2 separate regions of the Mus musculus genome follow, and region 1 is linked to region 2. Evidence: chromatin loops called from intact Hi-C (ENCODE). Cell type or tissue: heart. All regions are shown on one strand. Each heading gives the region's core, and the rest is flanking DNA. Links, peaks and the distances in the headings are about the cores only. Region 1 holds the start of Pptc7 (PTC7 protein phosphatase homolog). Region 2 holds the start of Arpc3 (actin related protein 2/3 complex, subunit 3).

The links. Peaks named below come from ENCODE experiments on the same cell type or tissue, not always from the same donor. Only the 100,000 strongest peaks of a DNase experiment are listed, where the experiment ranks them.
Region 1: it touches region 2 in a loop (1.9-fold over the local background); 1 of 42 quality-filtered maps calls a loop at or near these places.

The regions. Positions count from the first base shown.
Region 1 is chr5:122,278,582-122,288,696 of GRCm38, forward strand. Pptc7 (PTC7 protein phosphatase homolog) reads left to right here and starts at 5,817. Exons shown (of 6, transcript NM_177242.4): 1 at 5,817-6,328. The coding sequence starts at 6,088. 1700112N08Rik (a long non-coding RNA gene) reads left to right here. Exons shown (of 4, transcript XR_878753.1): 3 at 576-690; 4 at 1,114-1,138. In heart, for the core only: a CTCF peak has its summit at 2,081; DNase peaks (open chromatin) are centred at 2,310, 5,700 and 6,730; H3K4me3 peaks cover 3,178 bases; H3K27ac peaks cover 3,154 bases.
Region 2 is chr5:122,386,324-122,396,438 of GRCm38, forward strand. Arpc3 (actin related protein 2/3 complex, subunit 3) reads left to right here and starts at 5,555. Exons shown (of 7, transcript NM_019824.4): 1 at 5,555-5,674. The coding sequence starts at 5,669. Gm32853 (a long non-coding RNA gene) reads right to left here and starts at 6,988. Exons shown (of 4, transcript XR_387695.4): 1 at 6,216-6,988; 2 at 4,559-4,673. In heart, for the core only: CTCF peaks have their summits at 5,510 and 7,778 (motif pointing left); DNase peaks (open chromatin) are centred at 5,124, 5,598, 6,118, 7,788 and 1 weaker place; H3K4me3 peaks cover 1,611 bases; H3K27ac peaks cover 1,094 bases.

The DNA of each region.
Region 1 (10,115 bases), core at 1,308-9,307, 110 kb before region 2:
CAGAGCAACCTCATACCATTACTCCCTCTCTGTCTTCCTCTCCCTCAGGACTTTCAACTGTAAGTAATATGCTCCCTCACCAGATGAATTGGCCTGTTCTGAACATGGCGTGGGACATGCTGCCCTTTGGTGGCTGGCTTCTGTCTGTCTGTCTGTCTGTCTGTGAGAAACAGGGTTTTTCTAGGTAGCCTTGGCTGTCCTGGAACTCAAATCCGTCTCTGCCTCTGAGTGCTATGATTGAAGGCAGGCACCGGCCTACAGGAGTCTTGGGTCTTTTTTTTTTTTTAAGATTTATTCTAAGTCGGGCGTGGTGGCGCACGCCTTTAATCCCAGCACTTGGGAGGCAGAGGCAGGTGGGTATTTGAGTTCCAGGCCAGCCTGGTCTACAGAGTGAGTTCCAGGACAGCCAGGACTACACAGAGAAACTCTGTCTCGAAAAACCAAAAAAAAAAAAAGATTTATTGTTTATTACTTATCTATCGTATGCTTGAATGGGAGTGTGTGCCCTGGAGCACGTGTAAAGTTGGAAGACTGCCTTCAGGAACGGATTCCCTCCCTCCACCATTTGGTTCCAGGGGATTGAGACAGATGGTCTGGCCTAGCTGTAAGAACCTTTGCCCACTGAGCCATCCTGAGAGCCCTGGCTTCTTTCTCTACAAGGGTTTCTGAAGCTCATCCTCACTGTCGTATGTACGTATATACGTGTGTATGTATGTATATGTGTATGTATAAATGTATTTATATATATATGTATATGTGTGTGTGTATAAATGTGTGTATGTATATTGTGTATGTATGTATGTATATATGTGTATGTATATATGTGTGTATATGTATGTATATATGTATGTGTGTATGTATATATGCGCGTATGTATGTGTGTGTATGTATGTATACATGTATGTATATATATATGTGTGTATGTATGTGTGTGTGTGTGTGTATGTATGTATGAATTCCTTTTCATGACCATGGGATACATCTTGTCTCTGTCACTCCTCCCCCTTTTAAATCCTGTGCTTAATTTTAAGCCACACTAGACTATCTTCTCAGGTACTCTGCCTTCCTTTGAGGATAACAATTCCCCCTCCTCTTGATTTCTTCTTCTTTCAGAAGGGTCGTAAGCAGCCCATGCTGGCCTGGAACTCATTACGTCGCAGAGGATGGCCTTAAACTCCTGATGCTCTGGGTTCTACCTCTTGAGTGTGGAGAGTATAATCAATCCTACTTGATTTATGTGGTGCTCAGAATCGAACCCGGGGCTTTGTGTGCAGTAGGTAAGCGCCTTATCTGCTGAGCCCCAGCCCTAGCCCCTAGAGTGCCACCTCTTCACCTCTTCACGGGACCTGGCGTTCCCCGCCCTTTGGGCGCACTATCACTTCCTTTACTTGACTGAACAGCAGTTGTTTTTTCTCCACTCCTTGGTGTTAACCTCTTCCCATTCCATTCTAGACCTTTTTTTTTTTTTTTTTTAATCTAATGAATGCTTGACAATTACTTGTTCGCTTGCCTGGTGTTGCCATAACTTGCTAGTTCTAATCCAAGAGCGATTGTACCCTCCCGAGGGTATCTGGAAACAGCTCAGACATTTCCATTTATCCCTCTGGGAGTGGCAGGGTGCTACCAGCATCTATCGGGTAGAGGCCAGGGATGTTGCCAAGTCACCTATGGTGCTGAGAACAGGCTGTCAAAGACACACCCTGTCCAAATGTCAATAGTATCAGTGTTGGGAAATCCTACCACGAATTAACAACTAGTGCTCCTTTTCCTTAGGCTAGCAAAATAGAAATCAGAGGAGATCTTTGGCCTGGCCTGGCAGGAAGTTCCCTTTAGAAAATATGTGTCTTTTCTTTCTCTTCTATTAGTAACGGAGGCTTGGCAATCTCTGGGCAAAGCTCTTTCCTGATGCCACAGAGGTGCTCCAAGAGCCTGGATGGTATTTTCACCACTTCTTGGCCTCTGAGAGCAGCAACTGACCTCCCAGGAATCCTTGAAGTGCTAGGAATGTAACTCCACTAAGGAGGAAAACTCAGGGTTTCTCAAGTCCAGTGAAATGTCAGATATGAATTGTCCCCCTAGGGGAGAGCAGCGCGAGGTGTTTTGCAAAGTCCTTTCCCCTGGCTTTTCTGATGAAACTTCAGAGCTGGCGTTAGAACCAATAATTCCAGGGAACCTACCCCCGCCTCCCCTGCACATGCAAGAAAAGAACACAGGAACTTTGAGAAAGGACGGTTTGCCACATGCCTCAGAAAGCAACCCGTCGGCAGAAATCTCGGCGGCTGGAAACTCAAGGCACGTGACACCCAAAGTCGCCACCGCAGACTTAACTGGGGACACAGGTTATGGCAAAGGCCAGGCAAGCGAGCCACCTGTCTTCCCGCTGGCCCAATCCAACCGGTTTTCATGACCGACATGGAAATTGGGTAATTATACCTGCCTTGAAAAATAAGTTTGATTGGTCTGCGGGAGCCGGACAAGGCAAGGAACGGGTTGGCATACCGTCTTAAAGAAAAAAAACTTGTCCTTGGGGTAGGATTACCTGACAGGCTGGCTGGGACTGGCTAGTGGCGTGTGTGTGGTTTAAAGAGCAACCTTTAGCGCAGTTGGCAGAGACGGAAATGCCAAGCAACAGAGGATAGAGGATTCCAGAGAGACACTGCCCCCTCTTTTGGACATGTGCCAGTTATTGTATTGTAACACACACACACACACACACACACACACACACACACACACAAAGCAAGATGTGAATGCTTCCCTTTTTATCTCCAAAGTGAACTTCTGTTTTGTATATCCAGCCACTCATCATAGGAAGTGATTTATCAGGCTTAGTTCTGATGCGAACCTTTGAGTTACAGAAGAGCTTGGGCTTGGCATGCAGAAGTGAACTGCAGAAGTGTTTAAGAACAAGAGTAATTAGGCGACATAGTAATGGGTGTTTAGTTGGCAGGACTTTAGGTATATTAAAAAAAAAAACCAACAACACTGCATCTTAAAAAAGGACCATTAAATGACTGCAGTGACTGGAATGCTGTTCAGAGTGGATCTAGAAAAAGGCAAACATTCCTGGATGAGTTTTTTTTTTTATGTTACAATTTTAAATTATGGCGTGAGAGAGAACTCCATAGGTTCAGGCATTTACTGTGCAGCCCTGGAAACACGAGTTTGATTCCTAGAACCCGTGGAAGGTGGAAGGGAAGAGCTGGTCTCCTGATCGCTGTCCTTTGACCTCAGTCTTGCATACATATGGTATGTGTCCCCCAACCTCCACACCCTGGATATGCAAGTGCCTATGTACACACACACACACACACACACACACACACACACACACACACACAGGCACACACATACACTTATACACAATATTAAGTTAAACTACAAATTATTTCACATTGGATTACTAAAGGCCAATTCTATTGTTTGTGAATTCCACCTTTCCAAACATTTCCTTCCATTCTGATAGTATGTATGGTCTAGCCCACTGTTCTTTCTTTTACCAAACAGATCAGACATTTACAAACTTCTCTCCCATGTGCCAGATATTAGATTAAACCCTGATGATATGATGCCTATTTGCCTCCACCCCTGAGTAACCCGGTCTGTAGTGAAATCCCATGGTCTGGGAGCACAACAGAGAACACAGATATCTAAGATCCCCTTAGATATGGAATTACATCCTCACTGGTAGAAGAAAGAATAAAGGAAAGGTTTTGGGGCAGCTGTGTGCTTGGCAGGAGGCCAGTCAGCAAGGAAACACCAAATAGCTAGAAAAGGTATTTTGGACCTAGATCATTTATACACCACCCACACTGGCTAGGAATGAAACCTCAATGTGTATATGTTTATGACACATACCAACACTGTAAATGAGATAAACTGGGCATGCTAGTGTGTGCTTATAAGGCTGGGCAATTGACCTGTAGAGGAAGGAGAAACAGGACTGAGTTCAAGTCAGCCTTAGGCAAACAGAAAGTTCAAGGTCAGCCTAAGTTATAGGAGATCCTGTCTTTACAACAAAATACTAGAGACTGGAGGGATAGCTCAGCAGTCAAGAGCACTGACTGCTCTTCTAGAGGACCTGGGTTGGATTCCCATCACCTATATGGCTGCTCACAACTGTCTGTAACTCCAGTTTTAAGAGATCGAATGCTCTCTTCTGAGGCCCCAGGGGCACTGCACACACATGACATAGGACACACATGTAGAAAAAACACATAAAATAAGAATAACTCACTCTGTAGACCAGACTGGCCTCGAACTCAGAAATCCACCTGCCTCTGCTTCCCAAGTGCTGGGATTAAAGGCGTGCGCCACCACTGCTCAGCTTAAAAAGTTCTCTTAAGAACAGTAATGACGGGCTGGAGAGATGGCTCAGTGGTTAAGAGCACCGACTGCTCTTCCGAAGATCCTGAGTTCAAATCCCAGCAACCACATGGTAGCTCACAACCATCCATAATGAGATCTGACGCCCTCTTCTGGTGTGTCTGAAGACAGTTACAGTGTACTTAGATATAATAATAAATAAATCTTAAAAAAAAAAAAAAAGAACAGTAATGACGATGATGATGATAAAGAGTCTTTGCTGTTACTCAACTGAAATAATTTCTTAGGGAAATAACTTACAATTGTTAATATTTGGGGAAGGCTGTTTGATCTTTGTTCAAATAGGCCAAGAGTTTTAGAAAAAATAAAATAGAAAGTGCCCCCTCTCTTCTTTATCTCCCTCTCTCTTCTTTCTTTCTTTCTCTCTCTTTCTCTCTCTCTTTCTTTCTTTCTTTCTTTCTTTCTTTCTTTCTTTCTTTCTTTCTTTCTTTCTTTCTTTCTTTTTTGAGACAGGGTGTCTATGTAACCTTAACTGACCTGTAACTCACTATGTAGATCAGGCTGGCCTCATGTTCACAGATCTGCCTACCTCTGCCTCCTAACTGCCAGGGATTAGAGCTATAGGCCATCATGCCTGACCCCTTCTTTCTGCCAAGGGATGACCCTCTTGAAAAGAGAAGGCAGCTGTGGCTGGAGAAAGAGGCCTCATCTTGGCAGTTCTCTCAGCCCTCCACAGTTTCTGAAGGCCTCCAAATCAGAGGCAGGAAAAAGACCTGCTTGGCCAGGTTGACTGTCAAACTTAGGATCTAGGGTACTAGATCTGGGGCTTTCAAGACACAGGAATAATGGAAATGTTAGGATTGCCGTTTCTCACCCAGTATACTAGATGGTGTAGAATCCCAATCTTGGTTTCTTACAGTTATGTAAAGGAATATATATAGAGAGAGGGTGTGTGTATGTGGTGTGTATGGAAGAAACTGTTAAACAAGATATAGTGGCACATAATTTGTAATCCTTGAACTTGAGAAGCTGTAGGCAAGATCAGAAGGAATCCAAGGCCAACCTTGGTGACAGAGCGAGTCTGAGGTCAGCCTGTGCTTGATGAAACTCTATCTCAAAAAAATCAGAAGAGGGAAAAAAAAAGGTGGTGAGAGAGAAAAAAAATCAAAACAGGACACCCATTCTAATTCCCCCCCAAAAAAAACCCCCAACAACCCAGTCTACCGGTCATTCTCAATAATTTACAGTCCTCTGGTAAATCTAACTCCTGGATCACAGGTAGCCAAGACCAAAGCGACTATAACTCTTAACTACGACTTCCAGGAGACACTGCGCCCACACCCTTTGCGCACGCTCGATTCCGGTGACTACATAGGGCTGCGAGTCCGAGGGGGCGGGGCTTGGACCTGAGCCGCGGAGAGGGGGCGGGGCCGGGGCGGGGTCGGAGAGGGGGCGGCGCTGCCGGCGCGGCCCGGAACACGCTAGTGGAGCGGAAGATGGCGGCGGCGGCGGCGGCTGCAGCCGGGACCCCAGTGTGGTTGAGGCGGAGGAGCCGCCGGCTCTGACCTCGCTCTGGCTCCAGTGCGTGCGGTAGAGCGTGTGCGAGGCCCCGTGCGGCGGGCAGGGGCGGCAGTGGCCAGTGCGCGCCGCCCTGAGGAACGCCCCGGCGGCGCGGCTGCGGCGGAGGAGAGAGCCGGCTCCGGGCCTCGGCGTCCTCCGGCGCCCCGGGCCCCGCGCCTCCTCGGGGGGGCGGCGGCGGCGATGTTCTCGGTCTTGTCGTATGGACGCCTGGTGGCCCGTGCCGTGCTCGGCGGCCTGTCGCAGACCGACCCCAGGGCGGGCGGCGGCGGCGGCGGCGGTGGTGGCAGCAGCGGCGACTACGGGTTGGTGACGGCGGGCTGCGGCTTCGGCAAGGACTTCCGTAAGGGCCTGCTCAAGAAGGGCGCGTGCTACGGGGACGACGCGTGTTTCGTGGCCCGCCACCGCTCGGCCGACGTCCTGGGTGAGTCCCCCGGCCCCAAGTCGGCCTCCTGGGGACTCCGGAGTGCGAGTCTTCCCTGCTTCCTCCGCTGAGCGCAGCGCAGCGCCTTGCCGAGCGCCCCGAGATGCGTTTTCTGCCTCACGATCCCTCCCTCCCCATCCCCACACTTTAGAAATGGGGAAACTGAGGGACAGAGCGGTGGAGCCACGTGCCCAAGGTCACCGCCTTGGGAATGTGTCCAGTCCGTCCCGGTGCAGAACCGCGCACTCTTCTTAGTCACAGCCCCCACGCGACCTCGTCCTCCTCGTTCGGCGACACCTGCAGGCTGCTAACCTCGCTTTGCCTCACTCCCTCCTCCCTCTTGGCGCCCCGGGAATCCCTGCTTCTTGGCGAGCTCCTGACGCCACGGCCCGGTCCCAGCTGCGGGATCCGGGAGCAGACCCGAAGACAGACGGCGGGGAGCCCACAGCCCCCCGTCGTGGGTTCTTCCCGCTGCCTGGACCGTCCTCGGATTGCCATCCTTTTCGGGAAGGGCCGTGGGGTTGTGGGTGGACTGCTGGCCTGGTTAGAAATTCTAGCAGTGCTTTCTCCCTAACCCAGCTTGTCTACTTGAGGTCACTTGGGGGTGGCAGAAAGGTCTCCTTGACCCAAAATAGAATGGCTGGACCTGCTTGTAGGCTGCAGCCAAAAAGGCTGTGAGACTCGGTCACAGCTTTTTAGGCCACAGGTGCTTCCTAAGATCTATCCCAGTTACTAGAGGAGAGAGAGAGAGAGAGAGGAGAGAGAGAGAAAGAGAGAGAGAGAGAGAGAGAGAGAGAGAGAGCTGTCCAAAGGCCTAAACAAATGCACAAGCTGTCAGAAACTTTACCTAGGGTATGCCCTTGGAGAGTTCCCTGTATGCCACTAAAGGTCTTTCAGTTCGGGAAGCTCTTCTTTTGATATTGAAGGACAGACTGTCATTGGCGCCTAGGTTCAAATGTCACGTTGGTTTCACTTCTCCAGTGACATTGAGTTTATGGTTACTTAAAAGCTTCATAGGCTTAGACAAAATATGGCATCGGAGCAAATAATAGTTTTTGTGACAGTAATTGTTTGCCGTTTTTTTTTTCTCCTTCTTTCTTTTTCGTGTGAACAGTGTCTTTGTAGCTCGTTTGCTGTTTAGTGCAGGCTGACCTTCAGCTCTTGCTGAAGATACAGGTGTGTGCCCAGCTCCCAGCTCTTGACATTTTCAAATCAGATAACCTTGTGAGTTTTGGTTTTGTCACATGGAGTGTTTGTAAGCATGATACCGGGGTTGGTTCTCATTTTAATTGATGAATAACCTCTTCATCTGTGTTGAGAAAAATCTTGTAGTATTTAGACCGCACTATTGGTACCAACCTTTCAGAGAGCCTCCCTAGGTTTGGAAGTATACAGATTCGCCGTGAAGTCTATTGAGAGGCTGCCGTTTGCGGCTTCTGCAAGTCACCTAGGCAGCCAGCAGCCCTTCGCTTGGGGAACTTAGGGTCTGTGCTGCCTTTGAAGTCACAGTGAGCCGTGGGTAGTATAGGCTGCTAACTTGCCACCCATGCATGAGGCCCTTGTTCAAGACCCAACACCACCAAAAAGATGTCAGGAGCTGCAGTCATACGGACAGGTTAAGCGATGATGAGCCAGGAAAGGTCGTTTTATAAAGCTGACTACAAGCTAGTTTTTTGGGCTTGATTTTATTTTTGTGAGAAATCTGTGGTTTGATTGATTGGCAGTAATAGTACTTTCTAGACCTGGGTCTGAGCATATCACATTGACAAATACCTGGAGTGAACCACTCTTAGGGTTTGTTTGTTTGTTTTTCGAGACAGGGTTTCTCTGTGTAGCCCTGGCTGTCCTGGAACTCACTTTGTAGATCAGGCTGGCCTCGAACTCAGAAATTCACCTGCCTCTGCCTCCCAAGTGCTGGGATTAAAGGCATGTGCCACCACTGCCCAGCTTACAAATTATTCTTTATCATAGCTATATATGTATTTGAAAAAGTACTTAGAGGGTTCAGTACTCTCTGAGGCTCAGGCATCCACTAGGGGCCTTGAATGTATCCCTCAAGAAGAAAGGGGACTACTGTATCTGAATGTATTAAGTCTCTGCTGAATTTGAACACGCTGCTATCTTGGCATTGTGGCATATTTACAAGGGTACGGGAGATACTGGTCAGACCCTTTCTAAAAAAGCACAGATTTCATCTCCTGCTCTGGCATTCTGGCAGAAACCATGCCTACTTTGAGGTTAAGCTTTGCAACTAAGTAGCTCTGTAATTTGTGGTCTTGGGTGGACTTTCTGAGTCTGCGGTCCTTATCTGGAAAAGATGAAAGGAGTAGGCTGTCAGACTTAATGTGGAGGCTCTGGCTAGACAGTCAGGTTCAGGTTTTCCTGTAGTCCCTCAAACAGCATGGCTATGAATCGCCTGCCACAGGCACCTTGGTAGAGCTCTTCGTTTTTGTATCTAGCATTGGGCACTCAGTTGTTAAGTTACCTTGGCTCACTGGCTGAAGGATCCTTGGCTGTGCAAGGGACCTCTTTGGAGAAGAGAGCACAGAGGCAGGCTGGAGACAGTCCACCATGTGCCACTGAAGGCAGGTGCTTGAGTGTCTGATGGAGATACACACACACACACACACACACACACACACACTGCTGCTTATGTGTCCAAGAAGAAGCTAGTCAGATTTGACAAAGATCTTGCAGACACACACCTGCAAATGGGGGAGTGGGCATGAGAACAGTGAGGAACAGGTTCTCCAGGACTGTCCTGTTGTGGAGGTGCCCTTCTGGAAAGCCATCCTGGGAGTCACCTGAAACAACTTTCTAAGTTGGCCTCATTTGGTCTTTGGCAGCCATGAGGCAGTTCACCAGGTGGTGCCTCTGACTCTATTGACACCATCCTATCACAGGCTGAACTGATACGAGTTGTAAGCTGAATCACATTACGGTAAAGCTGTGTGAGTTCAAGGCTAGCTTGGTCTACATAAAGAGGCCTTGTCTTGTCTCTGAGTTGAGACTCTCTCTTGCTAAGTATCTCTGCAGTTTGGTCACTCACTGTGGGCTTCTCCTCAGCTGTTAGGAATGAAAGCTAGAGTAGGAGAAATAAATTATTATTTTAATTTTTTTAAAAATTGAAATTGACAGGTCATAGTGGCACATGTCTTTAATTCCATCACTTGGGAGGCAGAGGCAGGCAGATCTCTGAGTTGAAGGCCAGCCTGGTCTACCAGGACAGCCAGAGCTACACAGAGAAACTGTCCATAGATGTATGTATGTATGTGTGTATGTATGATAACATTGGGACTGAATTGTCCTGTTAGTCATGATAAAGAACACTTGATGACTCACACTGTTATTGTCCCCACTGGATTTCTTTTAGGAAAAATTGGCTGTGGAGGGTGTGGTGAGTCCCAGCACCACTCCCATCCCGTGTGGAAAATTGGCAGGGGCTCCTTCTCTCCATTGGGCCAGCAGGAGTAAGCCCATGCGGCACGAGCTGTTTTCCTTCCCTTTACTTAGCCCTGAGCTTTGTCACTTTGCATGCTGTGCCTTCCTAGGTACACAGAGCCATGAGAGCCACCTGATGTCCCCATCACAACAGCAGCATCAAAAGGTTGCTGAGAACTGCAGACTTCACAACCTTGAGGCCCATTTCCTCCATGTTTTGGTGATGAGTAGAGAGACCTTCAGATGCTTGGGTAACTTCAAAGCACTGCTAGTTATTGGCAGACAGGGCTTTCTCTGTCATACTTGAAGGGATGAAGGGAGGGAAAGAGTCAGAGTGAGAGTGAGA
Region 2 (10,115 bases), core at 754-8,753:
TTGGTTGTAGGAGGGGCCAGGTGCAATAACTTATCTTTCACCTTAGAAGGAATATCTCTGCATGCCCCACACCACTGGACTCCTAAGAATTTCACTGAGGTAGATGGTCCTTGAATTTTGGTTGGATTTATTTCCCATCCTCTGATACGCATATGTGTTACCAATGAGTCCAAAGTGGTTGCTACTTCCTGCTCACTTGGTCCAATCAGCATAATGTCATCAATATAGTGCACCAATGTGATATTTTGTGGAAGATCCAAACGATCAAGATCCCTTCTAACTAAATTATGACACAGGGCAGGAGAGTTAATATATCCTTGAGGCAAAACTGTGAAGGTATACTGTTGGCCTTGCCAACTGAAAGCAAATTGCTTCTGGTGGTCCTTATGGACAGGTACTGAGAAGAAGGCGTTTGCCAGATCAATAGCCGCATACCAGGTGCCAGGAGATGTGTTAATTTGCTCAAGTAACGAAACTACATCTGGTACAGCAGCTGCAATTGGAGTTACCACCTGATTTAGTTTTCGATAATCAACTGTCATTCTCCATGATCCATCTGTTTTCTGCACTGGCCAGATAGGAGAGTTAAACGGAGATGTGGTGGGAACCACCACCCCTGCATCTTTCAAGTCCTTGATAGTGGCAGTAATTTCTGCAATTCCTCCGGGAATACGATACTGTTTTTGATTCACTATTTTCTTTGGCAGAGGCAACTCTAAAGGCTTCCATTTGGCCTTTCCAACCATAATAGCCCTCACTTTACAGTTCAGGGAACCAATATGAGAATTCTGCCAATTTCTGAGTATATCTATCCCAATTATACATTCTGGAACTGGGGAAATCACCACAGGATGTGTCCGGGGACCTACTGGACCTACTGTGAGTCGGACATCAGTCAAAACTCCATTAATCACCTGCCCTCCATAAGCCCCTACTTTAACTGGAGGGCCACAATGTTTCTTGGGATCCCCTGGGATCAGTGTCAACTCAGAACCAGTATCCAGCAGACCCCGAAAAGTCTGATTATTTCCTTTTCCCCAGTGTACAGTTACCCTTGTAAAAGGCCGTAGGTCCCTCTGGGGAAGAACTGGAGAAAGGGTAACAGCAAAACCTTTGGGTGTCTTATCAAGATCCTTCCTCAGTGGAACCTGGCCACCCCTTCATTCAAGGGGTTCTGGATCTGCAAACTGTCTCAAGTCTGGAAATTGATTCACTGGCCGAGATTGCTGTTTACCACGATCTAATGTAGCCTTTCTTTCATTTGGCTGTTTACCACGATCTAATGTAGCCTTTCTTTCATTTGTTTGAGAATTCTTCTGCTTATACAGATCAAACAAATATGCAGTAGGCTTCCTATGTATTTCATTCCTGGAAACACCATGATTGGTTAGCCAGTACCAAAGGTCCAACCGAGTCATGCCATTATAAATTTCACCTCTCCTGTGCTGACCATTACTGGGTATGTTATTATAAACATTCTTTTGTCTACGCTGTCCATTATAATAACTAGAATCACCTTGTCTCTGGCGATTCAATGCTGCCACCTGGCCCTTGTTACCTCGGAATCCAACTAAACCCAGTGAATTTAATTCATCTAATTGAGCAGAAGCATCTCCAATGCTAAGATCTGGCACAAGGAAAAGGGAAAGAACAAAACCCTTCAAATGTGCTGGTGCCCCTCTCACCAATTTGCGTCTTATAGAGCTAGTGAAAGGCATATCTTCTGGACCTTCCCATTGTGGACAATTATGCTTTACACAATATATCCACTCTAGCATTGCAATTTCCCTAAGTCTTAAAATCCCTTCATCAACACTAAGCCACGGAATATCAGGCATCTCCAAGTCATTTCCAGTAGGCCATCTTTTGATAAACACCTCAGCCAACCATTCAAACAAACTTTTGACACCTTTTTTAACTATGCGAGCTTCCGTATTAAACCTAGAATCTCTACTCAGAGGACCCATGTCAATAAACTCAGCCTGCTCTAGTTTTATGTTCCTTCCACCCTTATCCCACACCCTTAAAATCCATTCCCACACATATTCACCAGGTTTCTGCTTGAATGAATTAGCAAACTCATTAAGCTCCTTAGTAGTGTAGCGAATTTCCTCATGGACTACACTTTCTACCTCCCCTCTAGGAGCCTGTTTTGCTTTGAGTCTGGTTACAGGTCTAGAAGAAACTATTGGTGGGCCGTGAGCAAACTCTGCAAAATTAATTTCCTCATGTGGGGAAGGCATTATTTCAAGAGGTGGGGCTGAGGGTACTACTTCCTCAGGTGGGGCAAACCCTTGAGAATCTGAGGATTCAAAATTCTCAGCTTCAACATGGTCTTCCCACACATCCCCATCCCATGTTGTAGGATCCCATTCTTTGCCAATTAGAGCCCTTACTTTAACTGTCGACACACTCTGAGGCTGAGACTTGAATTTTCGCTGTAGTTCAGCCAACCTTACAATGAGAGTTTCTGTTTGATTTTCTGCAACTTGAGCTCTATTGCTACAAGAGAGAAGATTCTCCTCAAGGACACACTTAGCAACTTTTAGATCGTTTACTTGTGTCTGGAGACTTTCGATTTTATCACACAACTCCTTCCTTTCATTCATCATTCTTTCCACAGATACTAAGAGCAGCCAGCCAGTAAAATCATTTTCCGATTTTTTCCCCATCTTGTAGAAAGCTTTGTGCACTGAATCACCTAATTCATTAAGAAAATCAAGGTCATTAGCTTCTTTAAGTTCGGAATATAGTTTCAACCATGGGTCTTCAAAATTCTCTGAGCTCCCAGGAGGGAGAGAATCTGGAGAGGTTTCAATATTTGAAAGTGCTGGTGGATCAACAAGCCAATTCCAGTATTTTAAAAGATTCATCCTTGTACTTCTGTTACTCTAGAACCACTCCTGGTACCAACTTCTGTATTAGTCAGGGTTCTCTAGAGTCACAGAACTTATGAATAGTCTCTAAATAGTAAAGGAATTTATTGATGACTTACAGTCGGCAGCCCAATTCCCAACAATTGTTCAGTCGCAGCTGTGAATGGAAGTCCAAGGATCTAGCAGTTACTCAGTCTCACGCAGCAAGCAGGCGAAGGAGCAGGAGCAAGAGCAAGAGCAAGAGCTCGAGCTAAACTCCCTTCTTCCAATGTCCTTATATTGTCTCCAGCAGAAGGTGTAGCCCAGATTAAAGGTGTGTTCCGCCACACCTTTAATCCCAGATGAAAGGTGTAGCCCAGATTAAAGGTGTATTCCTTAAACTCGGAGATTCAATCTTCTGGAATCCATAGCCACTGTGGCTCAAGATCTTCAAACCAAGATCCAGATAAGGATCTCCAAGCCTCCAGATAAGGGTCACTGGTGAGCCTTCCAATTCCGGATTGTAGTTCATTCCAAATATTGTCAAGTTGACAACCAGGAATAGCCACTACAATACCCTAAAGCAGAAGAAATAGTTTTTCTTTTTAACTTACATTGAATTACATTGAGCTTTTGAGAGTCCATTGGCAGCTGGTGTGGTGCAGGTCATGGGAACAGCCAGCCAGAAGGTCTTTCTCCAGCATCCCTCAAAGGCCAGGCTCTGGCAGAGTGAGGCTGGATCTTAGTAAGCCCAGCTAGACGTGACATTACAGAGTATTTTCCATAACTTCTTTCCTTGAATCCTTGCAACAGGGCCCAAGGCTCCCTGGATATTTGGTGACCAGTCTACCTGGTAACGCTAATTCAGCCCTCATAGCCCTCAGGTCAGAAGTTGTCATGTTGGCCTATAGGGCTGAGTTTGGTCCATTTTCAATAAAGCCAAGTGAGGCTCTCTGAATCCATAGTCGTTGGCATCTGGAGGCCAAGGCTGAGGGCAAGAGCCAAGTGTGGCTGGGCTGTGCACCAGGCCTGGTGTGGGAATGGGCTGAGCTGCCTGTGGCCTAGGAGTACGGGATGGCTGAAAATATCCTGGTCTCTGGTCTCTGGACTCCCATTAACAGGTTCCCAGGCATGGTGGCGCACACCTTTAATCCCAGCATTCAGGAGGCAGAGGCAGGCAAATTTATTGAGTTCGAGGCCAGCCTGGTCTACAGAGTGAGTTCCAGGACAGCCAGGGCTACACAGAGAAACCCTGTCTCCAAAACCCAAGAAAGAGAACATGTCTAATGTTAGTTCTAAATACTTTTCTTGTAGCTCATTTCAGCCTCCCTAAGCAATGAGGTAAATACTGAGGCCTCTATATTTAGGTGAGGAACAGAGGCACAGAGAGGTACATTAAGTTGCTCAGAATAACACAGCTAGTCATGTTGGAACTAGGATTCAACCCCAGGACCTGGCTCCTCAGCAGTCATACAAAGAACAGGGAGTATAAGCCAGACATTGTAGAGACCAGCCTGGGCTACATAGTTAATACCTTGTCCAAAAACAAAAAGTGGTTGGCTGGGTATGGTGGTTACATATCCCCTCAGTCTCAGTACTTGGGAGGCAAGGCAGGTGGATCTCAAGAGTTCAAGGCCAGCCTGGTCTACAAAGCAAGTTTCAGACTAGCCAGGGCTACCCAGAGAGGCAAAATACATACTTACATACATATATGATGGGTGTCAGTGGTGGGTTTGTAGTCATCCCCTCAGACATGTGGCATCACTCAGGCCCTTATAATATGCTTGGTTTTCATGACCACTTAGTCCTTGCCATGATCTGGGAAGACATACACCATACCTTGTTGAAAGAGTAGAAATGATATACACATTTAGTGGGTGACAGACAGGTCAAAGGGGTAGGCTCAGGACTTTTCTTTCCTTTACCCCTGTGGTGGTCCCTGACTGTCTTAACATGACAAGGAAGATAGACACCACCGTCGGCATCATAAAACTAAGCAAGAAAAATAAATAAAAATAACAGGAGTGATGGGCACATATCTGTAATTCCTGAACACAAGTGGGTGCAGATCAGTTCATATTCATTTATATGTATATGCCAGCCTGGACTTCATGCGACTCTTAGCAAAGAAAAAATTGAAAAATAAAAAATATTGGCCGCCAAGACGGCTCAGGGTGTAGGTGTTTCTGAAGACTGTGTTGGTTCCGAGAGTATCACGGTGGAAAGTGAGAACTGATGTCCCCCACCTTGCATTGTGGTAAAAGTACAAAACTAAGCCAGGTGTGGTGGCGCACGCCTTTAATCCCGGCACTCGGGAGGCAGAGGCAGGCGGATTTCTGAGTTAGAGGCCAGCCTGGTCTACAGAGTGAGTTCCAGGACAGCCAGGGCTACACAGAGAAACCCTGTCTCGAAAAACCAAAAAAAAAAAAAAAAAAGTAAAAAACTAGACATAGCAGAAGGGTAAATCAGGCGACTGAGTGGTACTGGATTTGAAGCTGAAGCCGGGAAATGAGAAAAAAAACCCAAAAAACAAAACCGGGAGCTGATTATTAACCACTTGCGAGGGAGTCTTCAATTTCAAAATCCAGCCTTTTATTCTGAACGTGCTTTATGCATGCGCCACGGTCATCGCCTCACGCTGACGCGCCCCCTGGCGTCACTTGCGGTCAGCGCAGCCGGAGCAAGTCACCGGAAGTGCGTTTATTCCTTCCGCCCGCCTCTTCCGGCTTACTTCCGCCCACTCCACCCAGGCTCGGTCGTCGGAAACGCTTTCTGAGTTCGGCTTCTCTGGATCGAATCCGGACACCGTCAAGATGCCGGTAAGCATTCGAGCCCCAGGGGCGGGGAGCCGAGCGGGGCGAGGGTCCGAGGGGTGGCAGGAGATCTGTGTCATAAGGCCGGGGAGAGAGGAAGCGTCCGCCCTGATCTCCAGCCTTTGCCTCCAACACCGGCTCGCCTGCCCCGCCGCTTCCCCCCTAACCCTGCCGTGTTCCCAGATCCCACCCTAGAGCCTCGAACCTAAGAACGATGGCTGGCTTTTAATTTATTTTTAAGTCTAAGGTCCAGCTTCTCCTTTTTTTTTTTTTTTTTTTTAAATTTCCCCCTTGTCATTTCCACTTCCTCCTCCACCCCAGGGAGTGGGATCGGCCTGCTACCTAGTCACCTGTCAGACCTCACTTCCCTGATGGACCCCTTCCTCCGTCTCCCTGCTCTGACTCCCACCCGACTCCCTGACCACCACCGAGCCAGCGCTGGTTTCCTTTTTCGTGTGCATCCGAGTGGGAGGAAATTGATGCCGATTGCAGCTTAGCGAAGGGACGCTTGAATAGCGTGCACCCACACTGAACCAGTGTTACTGACCTCTCGCTGTGAAGCCAGCATTGTTGACAGCAGCGACTAAGGGCCACTCAAGGAGCTCACAGTTTAACGGGTAGACAGTAACCATGCAAATGCACATAGGAAGTAGTTTCCTATCTTAACAACTGCTGTGACGAAAACAGATAGATGGCAGTTAGCCTACCCCTATCGCTCAGTTATCGCTCATCCCAATACCGAGGCAGGAGGATGGCAAAGTTCAGGCCAATGTGGACTATGTAGTGAGTTCTAGGCCATCCTGGGCTACAGAACTGCAAAGCCTGTCTCCCAAGAAATGGGGGAAGAAAAAAAAAAAAAAAGAGGCTTGCATGCAGGAGGTGGGGTCACAAGGTACAGCAGCTCATGCCTGTGACCCCAGCTCTGGGGAGGCAAAGGACAGGCAGATCTTCTGGCTTATTGGCCAGCCAGCCCAGCCAAAAATAAGCAAGTTCTGGGTTCAATGAAAGACGATGTCACAGGAAATAAATATATATATAGAGAGAGATAGTAGGGGCTGAGGAGGTGTCTCAGTGGTACAAATGAGAGGACCTGAGTCTGGATGCTTAGCACCCAAGTAAAACAGAAGGGGCGGGGGGAGGGCATGCAAAGCGTGTCTGCAGTTTCGGAGCTGGGGATGTGTAGAGTTCCCTGAGGCTCCTTGTCTCAAAAATAAAGTGGAAAGCAGTTAAGAAACAGACCTATGGCCTCCACCTGTGGATATGAGCATACATACCTACATGCACACATATGCACACACGTGAACATGAACACTACACACACACACACACACACACACACACACATGTACACATGCATGGTCATGTGCAAAATAAAACTAAAAACAAAAACCAGTACCTGGTGACAGGGATTGGGAGAACAGGGGACCCGGGGATGTGGGCAAGAGGCTGGCATAAATAAGGCTTATTTATAATGAGTAGGAGAGCAAGCCTAACTTTGAACAGTGTGCATGTGTTTGAGTAGCAGTGGGGAATTGACCCCAGGGCCTCATGGCATGCTACATAGATGCTCTACCACTGAGCAGTATTCCCCCATCTTTTTTACTTTTGAAAAGGGGTCTTATAAAATTGCCCAGACTGGCCTTGTAGTTGTGATCCTCCTGCCTCAGCCTCCTAGGTAGCCAGGATGACAAGCCCGTCCGGCATCACCGTGTTTGGCTTTGGAAGATTCATGATTCCTATAGTTAGTATATGTGAAGACCCAGAGTTACTGTCCAAATGAGCCCCCGCATCTCCGGATGACACTGTCTTCCAGAGGTCTTGAGTTCAGTTACTAGCACCCACAGGGCAATTTACTACCTATAATCGGATCTGATGCCCTCTTCTAGTATGTAGGCATACAGTTTTCTAAAAATGATGTGGCATGAAAGTTTTTAGTAGGTGGGGCAGATTTATAGAATATTGGCTTTTGAAGGGTTGTTTACCATTAATGGAGGGAAATTCCCAGCATTCTCAAACTACCCTTTAAGAGCACTGGAGTTTTGTCCCCAGCATCCACATCCAGCAGGTGCCAGCTGCCTATAAGTCCAGCTCCAGGGACCCCAGCACCATCTGCTGGACTCTGTGGGTACTGCATACACACAGAAATACCCGTCCACAGATATAGTGCACACACATAATATATTTTTTGTTTTGTTTTGTTTTTGTTTTTTTGAGACAGGGTTTCTCTGTGTAGCCCTGGCTGTCCAGGAACTCACTCTGTAGACCAGGCTGGCCTCGAACTCAGAAATCCACCTGCCTCTGCCTCCGAGTGCTGGGATTAAAGGCATGCGCCACCACGCCCGGCTATAAGATATTTTTTAATCTTTAAAAAAAAAATCACGCTGAGCAGTTGGTAGCATGCACATTTAATCTCAGCACTTGGGAGGCAGAGGCAGGCAGATTTCTGAGTTCGAAATCATAGGACCAGCATTTGAGATTGTTCATCCACACAGTTCCCTCTCCTTTAGCTCATACGCACTCACCAAAGGTGTGGTGTATCTTGCTCATTTATAAGTTTAGAAGCAGACTGGTGGGAACTGGAGTAGAGTTGAGTTGGTAGAGCATTCGCCTGTCATGTCTGAAGCACTAGGTTTACTCGCCAGTACTGTGGTTATCTAGATCCATCATCCCAGCAATGGGAGACAGAGGCAGGAGCGTAAGAAGTTCAAAGTCATCGTCCCCTGTGAAGTAAGTGAGAGGCCAGCCTGGGCTAACCTGCATAGTAAGTGAGAGGCCAGCCTGGGCTAACCTGCATAGTAAGTGAGAGGCCAGCCTGGGCTACCTGCATAGTAAGTGAGAGGCCAGCCTGGGCTACCTGCATAGTAAGTGAGAGGCCAGCCTGGGCTACCTGTTGTGGTTGAAGGGGGTGGGGGTGGGGAAACAGGTTCCAGGAAGAATCGACCTGTGGTCATAAGGACAGGAAGTGGCAGATTTCAAAGCCAGGCCTTGGGTCCTGGTTTGCTGGAGGGTGGGAAACCTGTTTTGTGTGGTCTCTGTAGTAGAGTGTTTCAGCTTGCATCATGTCACGGAGTGCAGAACTGGAGGAAGCGCATCCTTCCATAATGCACGTCTAGCCTAAGGATGCAATCCCAGGAGGCACAGGCAGGCGGATCTTTGTAAGCTTGAGGTCAGCTTGGTCTACCTAGGGAGTCCCAGGTCAGCCAGGGCTGCTTGGAGTAGTGAGAGCCTGTCTCAAAAAGCTGACGTTGGGGGCATTCAGTCAGTGAAACACTTGCCACTCAAGCACGAGCACTTGAGTTCTGTCCCAGACTTCACGAAAGTGGCCAGATGTGGTGGCATCTGTCTATAAGCCTAGTGCTGGAGAGGCAAAGACAGGAGGATCTGTGGGGCTTGCTGGCGGCCTGTCTGTCCAGGTGGTGAGCTTCAGGTTCAATGACAGCCCCTGTCCTGAATATAAAGGTGGAGAAGCAACTGAGGAGGTCACCTGATGATGACCTCTGACATGTGCACACATGAGCACCCAGATTCATGAACACACACTCACACACACTCTCACACACGATACTAATAGGAAAAAAAAAGAACCTGGTCTCAAAAAAAAGCTCTGTGTGTGTGTGTGTGTGTGTGTGAGTGAGAGAGAGAGAGAGAGAGAGAGAGAGAGAGAGAGAGAGAGAGAGAATGAGAATATGAAGATCTAAAGAACATGGGCAGGGCCTGACGGGACAGGAGAGATGGCTCAGCAGTTAAGAGCGCTAGCTGCTCTGTCTTAGTCAGGGTTTCTATTCCTGCACAAACATCATGACCAAGAAACAGTTGGGGAGGAAAAGGTTTATTCAGCTTACTCTTCCACATTGCTGTTCATCACCAAAGAAAGTCAGGACTGGAATTCAAACAGGTCAGGAAGCAGGAGCTGATGCAGAAGCCATGGAGAGATGTTCTTTACAGGCTTGCTTCCCCTGGCTTACTCAGCCTGCTCTCTTATAAAACCAAGACTACCAGCCCAGAGATGGTCCCATCCACAAGGGGCCTTTCCCCCTTGATCACTAATTGAGAAAATGCCCCACAGCTGGATCTCATGGAGGCATTTCCCCAACTGAAGCTCCTTTCTCTGTGATAACACCAGTTGTGTCAAGTTGACACAAAACTAGCCAGTACACTGCTCTTTCAGGAAGTCCAGGTTCAACTCCCAGCACCCTGTTCCAAGGGATCCCACACCCTCACACAAACATGCATGCAGGCAAAACACCAATTACACAAAATACAAATAAATTATTTTTTAGAAAAGAATATAAATAATAAAGACAGGCATAGTGGTACTGAATAGTGAGACCCTGTCTTGACAAAACAAAACAAGAAGGAGAACATTAATAAAATGAAGTAAAATTAGTAGAAGACAGTGGTAAAGTGTAATTTTTTTATTTTTTGGTTTTTCGAGACAGGGTTCCTC